Regions from separate parts of the Homo sapiens genome. Here all the other regions are linked to region 1. Evidence: chromatin contacts called from ENCODE Hi-C data. All regions are on one chromosome and are shown on one strand. Each heading gives the region's core, a stretch centred on a gene start or an enhancer-like site at or near the end of the contact. The rest is flanking DNA. Distances are from core to core; before and after follow the strand shown. Region 1 holds the start of LAMP3 (lysosomal associated membrane protein 3). Region 2 has its middle 31 kb from the start of LINC01206. Region 3 holds the start of AP2M1 (adaptor related protein complex 2 subunit mu 1).

Evidence for each region. A loop is a pair of places that touch in the nucleus more often than their neighbours do. Pooled maps may share reads with other maps.
Region 2: a pooled map shows a loop between it and region 1 (4-fold over the local background). The contact joins the enhancer-like site here to the promoter of LAMP3 in region 1. A Hi-C loop is called at or near these places in 3 of 37 single-sample maps with no recorded cell type and 2 of 50 pooled maps.
Region 3: a loop to region 1 is called in a pooled map, with 5 times the contacts of the local background. The contact joins the promoter of AP2M1 here to the promoter of LAMP3 in region 1. A Hi-C loop is called at or near these places in 4 of 50 pooled maps.

Annotation. Positions count from the first base shown.
Region 1 is chr3:183,160,960-183,164,279 of GRCh38, forward strand. LAMP3 (lysosomal associated membrane protein 3) reads right to left here and starts at 1,775. Exons shown (of 6, transcript NM_014398.4): 1 at 1,648-1,775. The coding sequence starts at 1,696. RefSeq lists an enhancer at 954-1,163 and a silencer at 1,776-1,985.
Region 2 is chr3:181,919,593-181,922,912 of GRCh38, forward strand. No RefSeq gene overlaps it. Among named protein-coding and RNA genes, the nearest start is that of LINC01206, 31 kb to the right of the region's middle. Within about 2 kb of position 1,750, at least 2 of the 41 ENCODE cell types and tissues checked have a DNase peak (open chromatin) inside an H3K27ac peak, as active enhancers do.
Region 3 is chr3:184,173,304-184,176,623 of GRCh38, forward strand. It overlaps AP2M1 (adaptor related protein complex 2 subunit mu 1), which reads left to right and starts at 1,552. Exons shown (of 12, transcript NM_004068.4): 1 at 1,552-1,656. It overlaps DVL3 (dishevelled segment polarity protein 3), which reads left to right. Exons shown (of 15, transcript NM_004423.4): 15 at 1-311. RefSeq lists enhancers at 1,600-1,669, 3,202-3,320 and a silencer at 1,880-1,929.

The sequences.
Region 1 (3,320 bases), core at 525-3,024:
GTACTGAGTGAAGAAGGGGCTCAAGGTCAGGTTGTGAGGTGAATGGGAGAGGGACTGGAGGGACAAACAGGAGATACGAGTTAACATCACTGAGCAAAATCACTGCAGTAATTGCTGTCCAGGTGCTACCTCATTTGTTTCCCCAGTACTCCTAGCAGAGGATATTATTCTCCCCATTTTTCAGTGAGGGAACTGAGCACCCGAAAGGTTGGGTGATGTGAACAAGGCCTCCCTGCTGGGAAGGGTCAGGGCAAGGGTTTGAATCCAGTTCCGTGCCACCCCTCAAAGGCCTCCACCTCTGAGGAAGAAACCTCTGATGCATCCTTCACCTAGCTCACCTCTGAGAATTTGTAGCTCAGAAAGGAACCGGTAATGTGGGCATTTTCTCTCCACTTGCCCTTGCATTTGTCAATACTCACTGTATTTTTATTTTTATTTATTTATTTTTTTTGAGACAGAGTCTCACTGTTACCTAGGTTGGAGTGCAGTGGCATGATCTTGGCTTACTGCAACCTCCGCCTCTTGGGTTCAAGTGATTCTCCTGCCTCAGTCTCCCGAGTACCTGGGATTACAGGCGCCCACAACCATGCCCGGCTAATTTCTGTATTTTTAGTAGAGGCGGGGTTTCACCGGTGGCCAGGCTAGTCTCGAACTCCTGACCTCAAGTGATCCGCCGGCCTCAGCCTCCCAAAGTGCTGGGATTGCAGGTGTGAGCCACCACGCCTGGCCTGTCAATACCATTGTGTTTCTGAGCCTATCCATCCATTCAAGGAGCGCTCACATACAGGTCACTGTGGGTTACCGCTAGGCTGAGATTGTTTTGCTTTTTTAATAGCTTGCCCTGTGGAGCGTGATGATGACTTCCTCTTCTGTCCCCTAAAAGAACCTGAAACTGTAAGTGTGAAAGTGTGGCGCAGGGGAGAACTGCCTAGGCAAGGGCAGCTGGCACGACCCTTCTCACCTCTTCCCTAACATTCCTAGCATTCATGTTACAAGCAAGGGCCACCGCGCCCCCTGCTTGAGCATGTTAGCCGGGCGGTAGGGACGGAGACAGTTCTCTCATGACGTTCGAGTAACCAGGAAACTTCATCACAGGGACAACACCACAGCACCCGAGGACTCAATGTCTAGGGGGAAAAGCTCTGGAGAAAGCGGAGGGTCGGATCATAAAATAATCATAAACTCAGCGTCCCAGACGGCATCTGGGATGGGAAGTACAATGATCATTTAAAAAAAAAAAAGTCTTTGACACTCTTCCTACACCTTTCTGAAATGGCACAATCTGTCAGACCACATCTGATGCAAGGAAAAGCAAGACAGGAGCGCTTTTCCCGGATAACAAAGCCAAGACTCCCATTCCTAAACCCTAGCTCAGGTCTCCATCTCTTAAATCCGAGTGACCTCTACAAACTCTCCCTGAGAAGGTGTCCAGAACCCTTTTGGAAGCGAGGGACAGTGTCACTGTCTTTGGGGTTGACACCTGCTCTGAGTAACTCACGGAAAACAAGTTCCAGCTGGGAAGCCCTTGGACGCGCCACACCTCCCTACCCGCAGCCCGTCCTGTGGCGCCCGGGACTCCAGAGTGCGTTTAGATGAAAGGGGACCGACACGTCAGGGCCACCGCGGGAAGCGCTGAGGGCCACTCACCGGCCAGGGACGCGAAGAGCGCGGCCGCCGCGCTGAGCTGCCGGGGCATGGTGGGCGCTGGGCGAGGTTCTGCAGCGTGCGGCGAAGTCCGGGCAGGCCCCGAATCGGTGCCAGAGAAACCTACCTGTGCCGGAGAAACGAAACCACCTGCTTATGAGAAGCAGCCGAAAAGCCCGCCCAGGGCCGCTGGGCGGGGAGGGAAACTCCGCCGGCCCCCTCCTACCCCTACGGAGCAGGGAGGGGCGGGGACTCGGCGCAGCCGCCGGGGCCCGGGCCTCTGGGACCGTTTACCGCACGCGCGTGGTCCCGGCAGCGCCGGCCTCCTCCGCTCATACCCTGGGTCTCCTCCTTTCTTTTTCTTTTCTTTTTGAGACGAAGTCTCGCTCTGTCGCCCAGGGTGGAGTGCAGTGGCGCGATCTCGGCTCACTACAACCTCTGCCTCCCGGGTTCAAGCGATTCTTCTGCCTCAGCCTCCCGAGTAGCTGGGATTACAGGCATGCACCACCACACCCGGCTAATTTTTGTATTTTTAGTAGAGACGGGGTGTCACCATATTGGCCAGGCTGGTCTCGAGCTCCTGACCTCGTGATTCGCCCGCCTCGACCTCCCAAAGTGCTGGGATTATAGACGTGAGCCACCGAGCCCGGCCAGGGTCTCCTCTTTTATTTCTTTTCTTTTTATTTCTTTTGTTTTGTTTTGTTTTGTTTTGTTTTTTGAGACAAAGTCTCGCTCTGTCGCCAGGCTGGAGTGCAGTGGCGGGATCTCGGCTCACTGCCCTGGTTCAAGCGATTCTCCTGCCGCAGCCTCCCGAGTAGCTGGGGTTACAGGCGCCCGCCACCACGCCCAGCTAATTTTTGTATTTTAGTAGAGACGGGGTTTCACCCTGTTGGCCAGGCTGGTCTCGATCTCCTGACCTTGTGATCCGCCCGCCTCGGCCTCCCAAAGTGTTGGGATTACAGGCGTGAGCCACTGCGCCCGGCCCAGGGTCTCCTCTTTTCTAACAGCTCGGGTACCTTTCTGGGAACCCAGAGACGCTTCTCAGCCGGGAGAAAGCCAGCCACTAGGCGAGCAGGAGCCTAAAAACCCCTAAGCACCCTGACTCCATGTCTTCCCAGGGAGTCTGCGGCAGCCGCGCTCCACGCCCAGGCCTCGCCAGGACCGCGGTTTGCGGGAAGCAACAGGAGCACAGCCCAGAGGCGCTAGGTCTGGCTGGGAGCTCGCGCTGCCGACTCCCCGGCGTGCGGCGTCGGGGAACCTCTAGGAGCCTTGGATTCTTCAGCTGTAAAACGGACATAATAATGCCCACTCCCAGTGTGTTTTTTTATTTTCTTTTTTCTTTTTCTTTCTTTGTTTTTGTTTGTTTGTTTTTGTTTTTGTTTTTGAGACAGGGTCTCACTCTGTCGCCCAGGCTGGAGGGCAATGGCGTGATCTCGGCTCACTGCAAACTTGGGTTCAGGCGATTCTCCTGCCTCAGCCTCCACAGTAGCTGGGATTACAGATGTGCGCCACCACGTCCGGCTAATTTTTTGTATTTTTAGTAGAGACCAGGTTTCACCGTGTTGGCCAAGCTGGTCTCAAACTCCTGACCCCAGGTGATCCGCCCGCCTCGGCCTTCCAAAGATCTGGGATTACAAGCGTGAGCCACTGTGCCTGGCCCCAGGTGGTTTTACAGA
Region 2 (3,320 bases), core at 500-2,999, 1.2 Mb before region 1:
ACCAGTACTGGGACAAAGATGAGCAAAAGCTCATCAGGGCTGGTCCCAGCTTTCCTCAGAAGTCTGGAAGTTCTTTGCTTTGATTTGAATATTTTCTTATTCTTCCTAAGAGCCAGTGATAGCCTTGGGGACATCGTGGCACAGTCAGGGTTAGCTACCCTGAGCCTAAGTGTGCTTAGATTTGCTGTTCCAACTGGAAAATAAAAAACAAAAAACAAAAAAACAACCAACAGGGCCGGGCGCTGTGGCTCATGCCTGTAATCCCAGCACTTTGGGAGGCTGAGGTGGGCAGATCACGAGGTTAGGAGTTCGAGACCAGTCTGACCAACATGGTGAAACCCCGTCTCTACTAAAAATACAAAAATTAGCCGGGCTTGGTGGCACGCGCTTGTAATCCCAGCTACTCAGGAGGCTGAGGCAGGAGGCCTCCTTGAACTCAGGAGGCGGAGGTTGCAGTGAGCCGAGATCACGCCATTGCACTCTAGCCTGGGTGACAGAGCAAGACTCCATCTTAAAAAAAAACAAAAGCAAAACAAAACAAAAAAACACCCAAATTGGTCATCAGTGAAAAATCAGATTAGCCACGCAAGTTGTCTCAAAGAAATAACTAATATCATCAAAACACAATAATCCAGTGACCTTCCTTAACAGACCAGACCAAGAAATGTAAAGGTAACTTAATTTTCTTAAATGTGTCATGCTACATGCTAAATAAATAAGAACATGAAAAAAAAAGAGTATATGGAAACAGAGGATGAAGTTTCTAAGCGCACCATGCATGTATCTACAACATCACGAATCTCTTAACTTTTCTTCCTCCACCTTCCGTACCCTCCCTGACCCCTAATTAGGATTATGTGTACTTGCCTATGAGTTCTCAAATAGCTAATGATACAAGGCTTTTCCTCAAACTCCTCCTTAGAAACATAGAACTCATTGTCATGAAACAAACATTTTCATATACTTTCTTGGGCAGGCTTTCTTCCCATTTAAAGAAAGCAATATTTACTTTTCAAGTGCTGTGACTAATTTTAGCTGAAAAAATTGGCTTGCTATAACGTGGACATAGCCTGTGGTAATAGGCTAAGTATTTAATTCAGCTTTTGCATCATTCCAGGTAAAGAAGCTGGTGTAAGAATTTTTAAATTTAAAGCAGACTTTTTTTTTTTCTATAGGAAGACTTTCGTATTCATAGTCATTTATATTATAAAATAGCTTCTTATTTACAGCTCCTCTCTCAACATTGACAGGGTAGTAAAAAGAGGCAAAATAAAACATTATCCGGGAGGCTGAGGTGGAGAATCATTTGAATCCGGGGGGTGGAGGTTGCAGTGAGCCAAGATCACATCACTGCACTCCAGCCTGGGGGACAGAGCAAGACTCCGTCTCAAAAAACAAAACAAAACAAAAAACAAAACAAAAAACAACAAAAAACAGAAACAAAAACATTATCAGGTAAAAGCACATGGTGTCTCTTGAATATTATTCGGCAATTTTAAAAGTTTATTCTTTCTGGGAAGAGAGCCTTTAGTCATTTTGCAGAAACCACTCTGGTTTGTAAATTAACTACATAAAACATTTTTAATCTTTGCACCTTGATTTAGTAGTTCCTTACTTGATCAAATTCCTTTTAACATCATGGGAGTTAATGTCTGAATAATTATTTTAGACTTGGGCTCAACACAGATTTCCATATGGGCAAATTCTAGGTAATGGGTGAAAAGTTTTGGTCTTTGTGTGTCAGGTGGAGGAGGAGGAAGTGAAACTTCATAGCTTTAGAAACTAATACATATTTTATTTCTGTTCTGTGTTCGATGGGATTTATAAATAGAACCAGGGGACTACCTGTGGAGGCCACATGTTGTTATATGGAAAAGTGAGACTTTGACATGTGCAAAATCCTGAGCATTATCCTGAAAATCTGTGTTCAGAAAAAACAACCCTTTAATCAGCTGCCCTTCCGATACAGGTGGTCTCCCAGGCAGCTTTTTCTGTGTGAACAAATGAACAAGGAGAGGAATCTGACTGGTCCATTAGTGAATAAGCTGCTTTTGGGGAAAAATGCGAACTGGATTAAGGCTGGATTTTCTAAGAAAGAGGATAGGATCTAAGACCTGGAGATTGGTATTTGGTTTTTACGCACACAATACCCTTTTAGTGATTCTAGTAGATCTAGAAAGGAAGTCTGGCCAACTCTCATCCACATGGGAAGAGGACCTAAAACTAGTACTATGGGAGCCTGAGTAGGCTTGAGGGTAAAGGGTTTGGGCAGGGCTGGCCCAAGGCAAAACTGTGAAGAAGGGAAAGCTTGGTTTCCAGATGAACTCCCAGTCCCAGCCTTACCCCAAGTCCAGGCTCCCAGTAACTTCCAATGGGGGCACCACAATTGTCCTTTCCTGCTTGAGCCTGGATTGCTTGGTTGGGATCCAGATTATAAAAGATGTAAGAAACAGTAAAACAAGCAACAAAAGCCAACAATTTATGTATGTATTTGTGATTATGAAGATAGTAGATGTTAATTACAGAAAATTTGGATATTCAATAAAAAATAAAGAAAATGGGTTACTTTTATCCATCCCTCAGAGTGAATCTTAGCATTTCTGTACATTCTATTTCTATTATACACAAATACATCACACACATTTTGGGCGGGAGTAGGGATATCACAGTTGACCTTTAAGATTATTTTTTCTCTCCTACTCATTAACATTTTTCTGTTCTATATTTCATTCCTTTAAGATCTTGTTGAACACTAGAGGAACAGTCAGTTTTGTGGCAATGTGACATATGCACAACTATACAATAAATATCATAGTTACTATGGCAAAAATGAGATTGGGGAAACACTCAAAAATACTTTGTCAGTGACACATGAAATAAGAGAAAGCTAATAAAAGTGGTAGCACAGTTGTACCCATGTTAAACGGTTAAGCAAGACATAACTTGTACAATAAATATGGCACTATCTCTTGAGAAAAAGCTATTGTTTACTTATGAAGTGGGCATTGGAAGGGTTGTACCTTGTGAGTTATTGTGCAGTGGTAGAAAGAAGGTTATTTGAAATCAACGGAAAGTCGTAACACCAGATGTGAATGGATGTAGCTTACTGTCCTCCATTTGGTATTGGCACCAAACATCACGGTTAAGTGATCTTTCAGTCTTCAATCTTGGGACATGTTTTTCTGTCTTTAAGAGGTAGATCCCTTCAGCCAGGCGTGGTGGCTCACGCCTGTAATCCCAGCACTTTGGGAGGCTGAGGCGGGCAGATCACGAGGTCAGGAGATCGAGACTATCCTGGCTAACACGGTGAAACCCCGTCT
Region 3 (3,320 bases), core at 302-2,801, 1.0 Mb after region 1:
CCATTTCACTCCAACACTCTGTCTTGAATTTGGCCCTCCCTCTCCCCTCTCTACTTTAATTCATTGGAGCATGGGATTTGGAGTTAGGTGGTTTTGGGTTTGAATTCCAGCTCTACTATTTTTGGTTGTGTGATAGAGTTATTTAACCTCTCTGAGCCTCAGTTCCCTCGTATGTAAAATGATGATAATAATACCTACCTCACAGGGTTGTTGTGAGGATTTAAATTAGATATTGTACGAAAAGTGCCTAGCACAGTGCCTGGCACACAGTAGAGTAGGTGCTCAATAAATGGTAGCTATTATTATTATTATTTTATCATTATTATTATTTACTCTAAATTGGTAGCAGTTTAGGGTATTTTTGGAAGATAAAGCTTTTGCAAAGGTAGAAGTGAAGCCTTGAGTGCTGGTTCAAAAATTAGAAGTGCCTGTATTCAGTCACTTAATGACTTCAGGCCGTGACTATGATGTGAGAGAGGTCAGATCTTCATCCTGCCACATCGTGGCTTCTGGCTGGAGGCTGGGAAGGACTGTAACATTTGCAACCAGATCTGTCCTTTCTTGCCCTTCCTTCCTCCCATGACAGGCGTAGTCCTGCCCAAGGAAGGCAGCAGTTTATCTCTGCCTACAGAAAGAGAAGAGCCAACAGATTTTCTTAAGACTCTGCAAGAACCAAGCAGGCCTTTCATGTGTGAGGGTTGGGTCTGTCTCCTCAGCTTGGATGTAAAGATTCTGTTTATCAAAGAGGGGATTTCAAATCCCATGTCAAACTAAATTCAACTCTTCGAACGTCTTCTAAGCAACATATATGCCTGTCACTAGAAGGCATACACAGTCGCATAGGTATAGCTAAGGAGAACATCGGCTCGTTCATGAAAAGCTGTAGCTGACCTCCGGGAAGAGTGTACAGTCATGGACTTATTTGTGAAAAGGTTTAGTTTCTTCCAAGTAGTCGCCTCCTTCCTCCCCGCTCCTCTCCTTGGGTCTTGATCCCTTGGAAAAAGCTCATGTCCGGAACAAATATATGAGAAAAGCTTGAGAGAATCAGAGGTAGTGTTAGAAAGCAGTAAATTCAGCACAAACACTTCTACTGCCCAGTTGTATTTATTTGTGTGTAAAGTGAGGACAGCCAGTCCTGGGACTCTGGAGACAGAAAAGGCCTACAGCAATCCAAGGCTTAACAGATGTGCTTCCACAAATGGCATTAATATCCCAAAGCTCTCCAGAACACAAATAGGAACAGGAGGAAGTGCAGGGACTACAATTCCCAGAGCGCTCAGTGAAAAAAAAAAAAAAAAAAAAAAAAAAAAAAAAAATGAGGCGGGTGGAGCGGTGTATGCTGGAATGTGTATTTCTGGTAGGGCCGACTAAGGCCACGCCTACCCCTTCCTGAGGCGGGGGCGGTTTCTCGAAGGCAGTCGGTAGTTGTAGTTTTGCTAAACCTAGAGCGCTTCAAATTGCAAGCAAGGAGGCCGCGAGGCCTGACGGGATTTGTAGTCGGCGCTAGACGCCGGCGCGCACGCGCAGCCGGGGCCGGGGCGGGGCGGCGGCACTGCGGTGAAAGCCGAGGCAGCGGGCAGACGAGCAGGGGGCGGGCGGACATCTTGGGATCCGGAGAGTGGCCGGGCCGGCAGAGCAGGGGGCCGAGGACACCAGGTGAGCCGGGGATCTGGCCTTATGGCGTGGAGGAGGACGCTGCGGGTCGTCTGCCTCGCCGCGCAGCTTTGTCCTGCCCTGCACTGAGCTGGCGGAAAGCTGCCCACACCCGGGAGTGGCTTCAGCCTTCGGACCCGGGAGCTAGCTGACGGTGGGGCGGGGGCGCCCGGGGCGCGATTGCAGGGCTGGCGGGGAGCGGTGCCCTCCACCTGACCCGCCTGGCGCCTCCCATGAGAGGGATACCGCTTGGAATCCTCCCAGAGCAGGAACGCTGCGCAGCGCCCCCTCCCTAGGATCGTGCCAACCCCCTACCCCTCCGCGCAAGGACAATTTCCCCGTCTCGTAGGACAGTGACACCCCTTTGTGCCGCCGCCTTGCACCGTGACAGGTCTCACGCCATGCGGCACCCCCTCCTCTTAGTTCAGTGGCACCCCGCGGCTCTTCTTCCTTAGACCTGTGACAGCCCCCGCACCCCCATGGCACCATCTTTTCCCACAATGTCCTCCCCAAGGCGAAAAGCCTACCACCCTCTCATTACTCTGCACCTGAACCCCAAGCAGGCTCTGTCTCCCCAGCTTTCCCTTATTCACCACTGTCAGTTCCCCCGGCCGGTTTTTCCTTCTTAAAGCCTTGACCTTTTCCATACTGGAAACCCTTACCTTTACGTTCACTCCACCAGCCCAGTTTGCTGCTGTGGGCTCACCTGAGGACGCTGCCTGGCTTTCACTGAAGGTCTTTCCCCTTAACTAAATGTTCCATTCTTGCCCAAGGCCCCCCTCTGGTTCTCGGGTGCCCTTCGCTACCTACCACTCGATACCTGTGGACTTGGTGCTTTGCCCCAGGCTCTACCTCCATTTTGCATCTCCTCTCCCAGCCTGTTTGGGACTGAGGGATGGGATGAGTCCACCACCTTGAGAGACCGCTCACCCCTCTGGAAGACCTTGACAGCCACAGGAAAAGGCTTTATTTTCCAGTTTAGAAAAGTCCTCTAAAGTACTCCCTGTGAAATTAATACCAGGGCTAATCCAGGAAATCTAAAACCAAATTAATGCCTTTTCTCAAACAGTCTAAATTAATTTGACCCAAATAATTTGGATAATTCAGGCATCCTGACATCCCTGCTTCTTGCTTATAGGCACCCAGGCCAGAAATGAGTTACTTCATGGGCCTGGAATCACGATTTCAGATGGAAGGATTTCTTAATTTTATGAGCCTGCGCCACCCCCACCCCCCAGTCCTTATTTTTATTGCATTCCAGAGCTTTTTGAAAGGGGGGTGGTAATCAGAAATAACTGTAATAAGCAGCTTGGGTGATGGAAGTGTAGTCTGCCAGCCCTAGGACCTTCCTCCTGTGCCCTTTGCCTGCTTATTCCACTGCCTGGAAGAGGTTAAGCCACACTCCCGGGTCCACATTAGGGCCTAAGGGCTCCCTTCTCTTCTCCTTATACCCTTTCCTGGAATGTTTGAATTCTGTGAATTAGAGTGCCGGAAGTTCAGGCCCTGCGACCTTCTCTGAAGGGTAGTGGAGCCCAAGAGACTGGATGCTCTAAAGGTTATGCCTGGGGGCCCCAGGCCTGAACCAACTGGAGTAATGCCTACCGCCATTCCTGCAGCCGCAGGCAGGCAGGCAAGCCTTAGTGAGTCACTGGCGGGAGCCCGAGAGT